2 separate regions of the Homo sapiens genome follow, and region 1 is linked to region 2. A link is an interaction called in ENCODE POLR2A ChIA-PET data of the cell type or tissue named here. Cell type or tissue: GM12878. All regions are shown on one strand. Links, peaks and the distances in the headings refer to the core of each region. The heading gives the core; the rest is flanking DNA. Region 1 overlaps ALDH18A1 (aldehyde dehydrogenase 18 family member A1). Region 2 overlaps ENTPD1 (ectonucleoside triphosphate diphosphohydrolase 1).

Region 1 (2,922 bases), core at 88-2,587, 170 kb after region 2:
GACACCATTCCTAATTTTTCTTCACTATGGGGCTAAATGCTAGTCTTCTGAGGCACATTTAAGAGGGCTGGGATATATCCACCAATCCATGGAACAAAAGTTAAAAGGAGGCCCACAAACAAAGAAAGTGAAGTATTTTTCTTACCTTGTGAAAATAGCAGTGTCTCTGTAGCATAAAAAGAGCTACAATATTGGGAGGCCGAGGTGGGTGGATCACAAGGTCAGGAGATCGAGACCATCCTGGCCAACATGGTGAAACCCCGTCTCTGCTAAAATACAAAAAATTAGCCAGGCATGGTAGCGCGTGCCTGTAGTCCCAGCTACTCGGGAGGCTGAGGCAGGGGAATCACTTGAACCCGGGAGACAGAGGTTGCAGTGAGCCGAGATCGCTCCATTGTACTCCAGCCTGGCAACAGAACAAGACTCCATCTTAAAAAAAAAAAAAAAAAGCTACAATAATGAATGGCTTGTTCTCCCTGTACATATAGGAAGGAGTTCCCTACTTTTTTGTGAAATAAACTATTCTTTGTCTAAAGTCTCAAATTTGACCCAGGGTGAGGAAATGCCCATAACTGCCTTATGTTCTCAACCGAGATTTGTAGCCATATTCTCTTCCTCCACAGGATTAAGATGTTAGCCAGTTGTAGGCATTGCCACTGCCTTCCAGGGGTACAAGAGTTATTTTGTAATCCTGTGGGCATCAGGAAGAAAGACATGGCAGCAGCCTCTGGCCTTTCCTCTTGCTTTTCATGGCTGGCTGGCAAGGATCAAGCTGACATTTCAAATAGGTGCATTTCCTGGTTCTGTTGGGAGATGTTAGCAGAAAGGTGGACATGATTGCTTTAGGATGTTGGATCTGTTACAGGAATTATATGAAGATTTAGTATTAACACATAAGCATTGCACCTGAAAGATTTTTTTTAAATTTGGAAGATACCAAAAAGAGCAGGTGTTTTTTGTGTCTCAAAATATTCCTAACTCTGCATTATTATTTGCTTACATAAAAACTAAGATGGTTGAGGCCTAGAAAGGAGCCACTTACTTTTTCTCTCTTTTCTATAATATAGAGGAGGTGGGAGTTTCCCTAATACAGAGGAGTTTGGAGCAGGAGAGTCAGATTTTTACTCCGAGGGTAAGGGGAAGTAGAGGGAAATAAAATGAATTGTCCAGTATTTTTCATTACTCACTTTTTAAAAAATGTATTCTGCAGATACTTTGGTTAGTGACCACATCGCAGCATGTTGAGTCAAGTTTACCGCTGTGGGTTCCAGCCCTTCAACCAACATCTTCTGCCCTGGGTCAAGTGTACAACCGTCTTCAGATCTCGTATGTACCATAGAAAACTTATGAGTATGTGGGACGTTTGATAGTCAAAGTATGTTTCAACAAGGTTTTCAAAGAGAAAAAAGATGTTTGTTTGTTTGTTTGGAGACAGGGTCTCATTTTGTCACACAGGCTGGAGTGCAGTGGCACAAACATAGCTCCATGCAGTCCAGACCTCTTGGACTCAAGCAATCCTCCTGCCTCAGCCCACCAAGTACTTGGGACTACAGGCACACACCACCGCGCTGACTCTAACTTTTTTATTTTTTGTCGAGATGCGATTTTGCCATGTTGCCCAGGCTGGTCTTGAACTCTTGAGATCAAGCAATCTGCCTGCCTTGGCCTCCCAAAGTGCTGGGATTACAGGCGTGAGCCATCGTGCCCAGCCAAGAAAAAAGGTTTAAAAGAGAGAGAGAGAAAAAAAAGATGTAATTTGGCAGAATTGGACAAAATTCTGCCAAATAGCAAGGAGGCAAAGAGGTAGTCTCCTGGTGAAATGTTCTCAGTGTTTGTGTCAATAAAGTTGACCCCCAAATAAATTTTTACATGCTTTTTTTTTTTCTTGAGTCTCACTCTGTCTCCCAGGTTGGAGTGCAGTGGTGTAATCTCAGCTCACTGCAACCTCTGCTTCCCAGGTTCAAGCGATTCTCCTGCCTCAGCCTCCCAGTTAGCTGGGATTACAGGTGTGCATCACCATACCCAGCTAATTTTGTATTTTTAGTAGAAATAGGGTTTCGCCATGTTGGCCAGGCTGGTCTCGAACTCCTGACCTCAGGTGATCTGCCCGCCTCGGCCTCCCTCCCAAAGTGTTGGGATTACAGGCGTTAGCCACTGTGCCCGGCCCCATGCTATTTTTGTTCATTACTCTTTTTTTGTAATTAAGTTTTAGATTTTGAGCTAATTATAAATTCACTTGCAATTTTAAGAAATAGTACAAAAAGGTCCCTTATACCCTTTACCCAATTTCACCCAGTATCTGAACCAAGGTATTGACGTTGATACGATCAAGATACAGAACATTTCAATCACCACAGGATTTTTTATTTCTCTTTAACAGCCACTGTCCTCTTCCCTATTACTAACCCCTGGCCAACATTAATCTGGTCTACATTTTTATAATTTTGTCCTTATAAAAATGTTATATAAATGGAATTATCCAGTATGTAACCTTTTGGAATTCTGTTTTCTTCAGCATAATTCTCTGGAGATTCATTCAAGTTGCTGTGTGTATCAGTTAGTTCCTTTTTATTACTGAGAAGTATGTAATGCTATGAGTGTATCACAGTTAGTGTAACCATTCACCCATTAAAGGACATCTGGGTTGTTCTCATTTTTTGGCTGTTATGAATAAGGCTGGTATGAACATTGATGTACAGGATTTTGTGTGAACATAGTTTTCATTTCTGTGGGATAAATGCCTAAGAGTGTAGTTGCTGGGTCAGATTGTAGCTACATGTTTAGTTTTTTACATAGTTTGAATGTATGTCCCTACCAAATCTCATATTGAATTGTAATCCCCAGTGTTGGAGGTGGGGCCTGTGGGAGGTGTTTGAGTCATGGGGGTGAATCCCTCATGCCTTGGTGCTGTCCTTGAGATAG
Region 2 (2,922 bases), core at 324-2,823:
CCACTGTGAATGAGGGAAGGTCGTCCATGACCACACATATTCTTGGGAACATAACTCAAGTTTGTCATGGATTTTGCCTCCTAGGCATCCCCCTCTCCAATGATGCAATACTGAACATGTAAAAAGGTCAAATTAAGAAGGCAACCATGTATTTTTGGAGCTGGTAAACAAATAATGGAACCAAGATGTCATGAGGCTTCAACTGTGAGTGAAGTTTTGCCAAGGAAACAACATCAGTCAACATTAAAAGGCAAGCGACCCTTAACAATGAGATAGTATCAGCCTTCTGTCTTGACAAAGGGACTGCTGTACACAGCACCACTGGGTTGAACTTGACAAAAAGATGCCAGTGTGACACCCACGCCTCTGCTATACAGTGATTTGGGTGGATGGCAAAAGTTTCAGAGGCCTGGCATACACAACCATCCTTCCAGGCTCCCAGTTCAACATCTTCAAATACAAGAGAATATACTTCTACACATGTATTCCCAGGCCTCCATGGTCAAGTTAACTTCTAGATATATTACTGCCCATGTGTACATACATGCATATTAGCATATTGGTATCATCTGGGCCCTTATATATTTGTTTACTATAATTTCAGTGAAAGTTTAAAATGGTGTATTTATAGTATAAATTTTTATTTACCACATGCTTTTTAATTAACAGATTAAAAAATATAATGACCATATTACAAAGTACTTGTGAGATATTCATGTCTGAAATTTTACTTTGATGAACTGGAAAGAAAACATAAATACATTAAAGTTAATGATCCTAATGATCTTTAATGATATTAACTAGTTGTTCAAATGTAGAAATGTCACAAGAAATCTGCCTATCCATGAATTCATTTCAAATGACTATACCTGATACACGTATATGTTTTCTGATTTGCTTTTATTGATTTTGATTCTTTACTATATCTGGAGATAAGAAACATGTCTTCTCCTCAATCTCTGACTTCCAAAGTACTTTATACAGAGTTGTATAATAAACGTTATTGTTTTGGTGATAGTGATAATAATGAAGTAAAAAGAACAGAGTGCAGTATTGTGATTCACCCATGATGAAGAAGTGGAAATATACTAGAATATAGAATCTTGGCATAGTATTACACAGATCTGGATAAGGTGAATAAAGCATTCATCTCTGCTAGAGTATCAATTTAATGAGTTTACTAAACAATCATAAAGGCAGTTAACTTCCCACCACTAATGATTCAAGGCATTTACTCTTCTAGAATGAGCACCTATTTCCATTTTACTCCCCTAATCCAGTGGAAATTGACTTGTTCCTGGGCTGTTAGAACCTCAACTCGTCCCCTATGCTCTACATACCTTATCCCTCCTCCCCCTGTCCCACCCAGATCTCCTCTTACATACACACAAACACACAGATATATTTGACTTACCTTAACGTTTTCTGGCAATGCTTTGTTCTGGGTCAACCCCACAGCAAGCAAAGCTATCACAGCTATGATAGAGGAGAAGCCAAGGATGGCTAGGATATTCTTGGAGCAAAATGTCTTCACGTTAGACTCTAAAACCAAAAGCAGAAGAAAAAAATACCAACAAGAAATCAAAAACACTGATTTTCCTCCCCTTTCTGTCTGGTCTTGTAATGGCTACCTGGAGACATCAGAGACAGATTAAAAGCCAATCTTTTTTATCAATGAGGTACTTACAGAGTAATTGGGAAATAATTCAAGAACAAAAGGATTTGTTTGTACTTTGACAAAGGCCAAGACTGAGTTAGTGGCTGTGGCAAGGACAAAACTAGGTCAGTGATCAGATATGGAATGAGGAGTGAGAAGAGCCCCAAATTGGCTGTTTAACAGTTCACACAGATCTATCAAGGTAGAAGTAACAAATAACAAAAAACAAGAATACCCCTCCTCATTTTTGAAATCTACCACAAAATGTTTATGATGTTAAAAAGTATTAAGAATGTATCATCAAACAACAAATCCCACTATTCCATGACATTTCCTGGCTTGACATACATACCCCTTGCATTTAAACCACCCTTACATAGTAAGCAATTGGTAATGGCATAGAGGCTGAGGAGTCTTGAACATTTTGGATCATAATTCATATTATCTTATTTATTTTGTCTTTAGTCTCATTCTGTCATGGGACATTAGAAAAGCTCCAATAGTAGAATTATATAAAAGGCAAAAGTGGCCGGACACGGCAGCTCACACCTGTAGTCCCAGCACTTTGGGAGGCTGAGGCAGGTGGATCTCAAGGCCAGCAGTTCAAGACCAGCCAGGTCAATATGGTGAAACCCCATCTCTACTAAAAATACAAAAATTAGCCAGGCATGGTGGTGGGCACCTGTAATCCCAGCTACTCGGGAGGCTGAGGCAGGAGAATCGCTTGAACCCCGGAGGCAGAGGTTTCGGTGAGCCAAGATCGCACCACTGCACTCCAGGCTGGGCGACAGAACAAGACTCCATCTCAAAAAAATAATAACCAAAAACGGGTGCCGTGGCTCACGCTTGTAATCCCAGCACTTTGGGAGGCTGAGGCAGGTGGATCACGAGGTCAACAGATCAAGACTATCCTGGCCAACATGGTGAAACCCCGTCTCTACTGAAAATACAAAAATTAGATGGGCATGGTGGCGTGCACCTGCCATCCCAGCTACTCAGGAGGCTGAGGCAGGAGAATCACTTGAACCCAGGAGGCAGAGGTTGCTGTGAGCCAAGATTGCACCACTGTGCTCTAGCCTGGAGACAGAGTGAAACTCCCTCTCAAAAAAAAAAAAAAAAAAAAAAGGCAAAAGCTACTTTGGTCAGATGTAAACAGATTGCATAGAGGAAGTGAACAGGAAATGAAATGGTTGCACCATTCCCTCCATTTTGACAACTCAACCTCCTCCTCTCTCAACTCCCCAAACTATTCCCAAACGTAGAAG

What was found. ChIA-PET counts read pairs that join two places held together with the same protein. Peaks named below come from ENCODE experiments on the same cell type or tissue, not always from the same donor. Only the 100,000 strongest peaks of a DNase experiment are listed, where the experiment ranks them.
Region 1: POLR2A ChIA-PET joins it to region 2 with 13 read pairs; 3 of 35 experiments call an interaction of 5 or more read pairs at or near these places.

The regions. Positions count from the first base shown.
Region 1 is chr10:95,651,694-95,654,615 of GRCh38, reverse strand. ALDH18A1 (aldehyde dehydrogenase 18 family member A1) reads left to right here. Exons shown (of 18, transcript NM_002860.4): 2 at 1,211-1,326. The coding sequence starts at 1,239. Among named protein-coding and RNA genes, the nearest start is that of ALDH18A1, 3.6 kb to the left of the region's middle. In GM12878, for the core only: no CTCF peak of the experiment used is centred there; no DNase peak of the experiment used is centred there; H3K4me3 peaks cover 388 bases.
Region 2 is chr10:95,821,857-95,824,778 of GRCh38, reverse strand. It overlaps ENTPD1 (ectonucleoside triphosphate diphosphohydrolase 1), which reads right to left. Exons shown (of 10, transcript NM_001776.6): 2 at 1,415-1,542. All of the region lies in intron 4 of ENTPD1-AS1 (ENTPD1 antisense RNA 1), which reads left to right. Among named protein-coding and RNA genes, the nearest start is that of ENTPD1, 67 kb to the right of the region's middle. In GM12878, for the core only: no CTCF peak of the experiment used is centred there; no DNase peak of the experiment used is centred there; H3K27ac peaks cover 218 bases.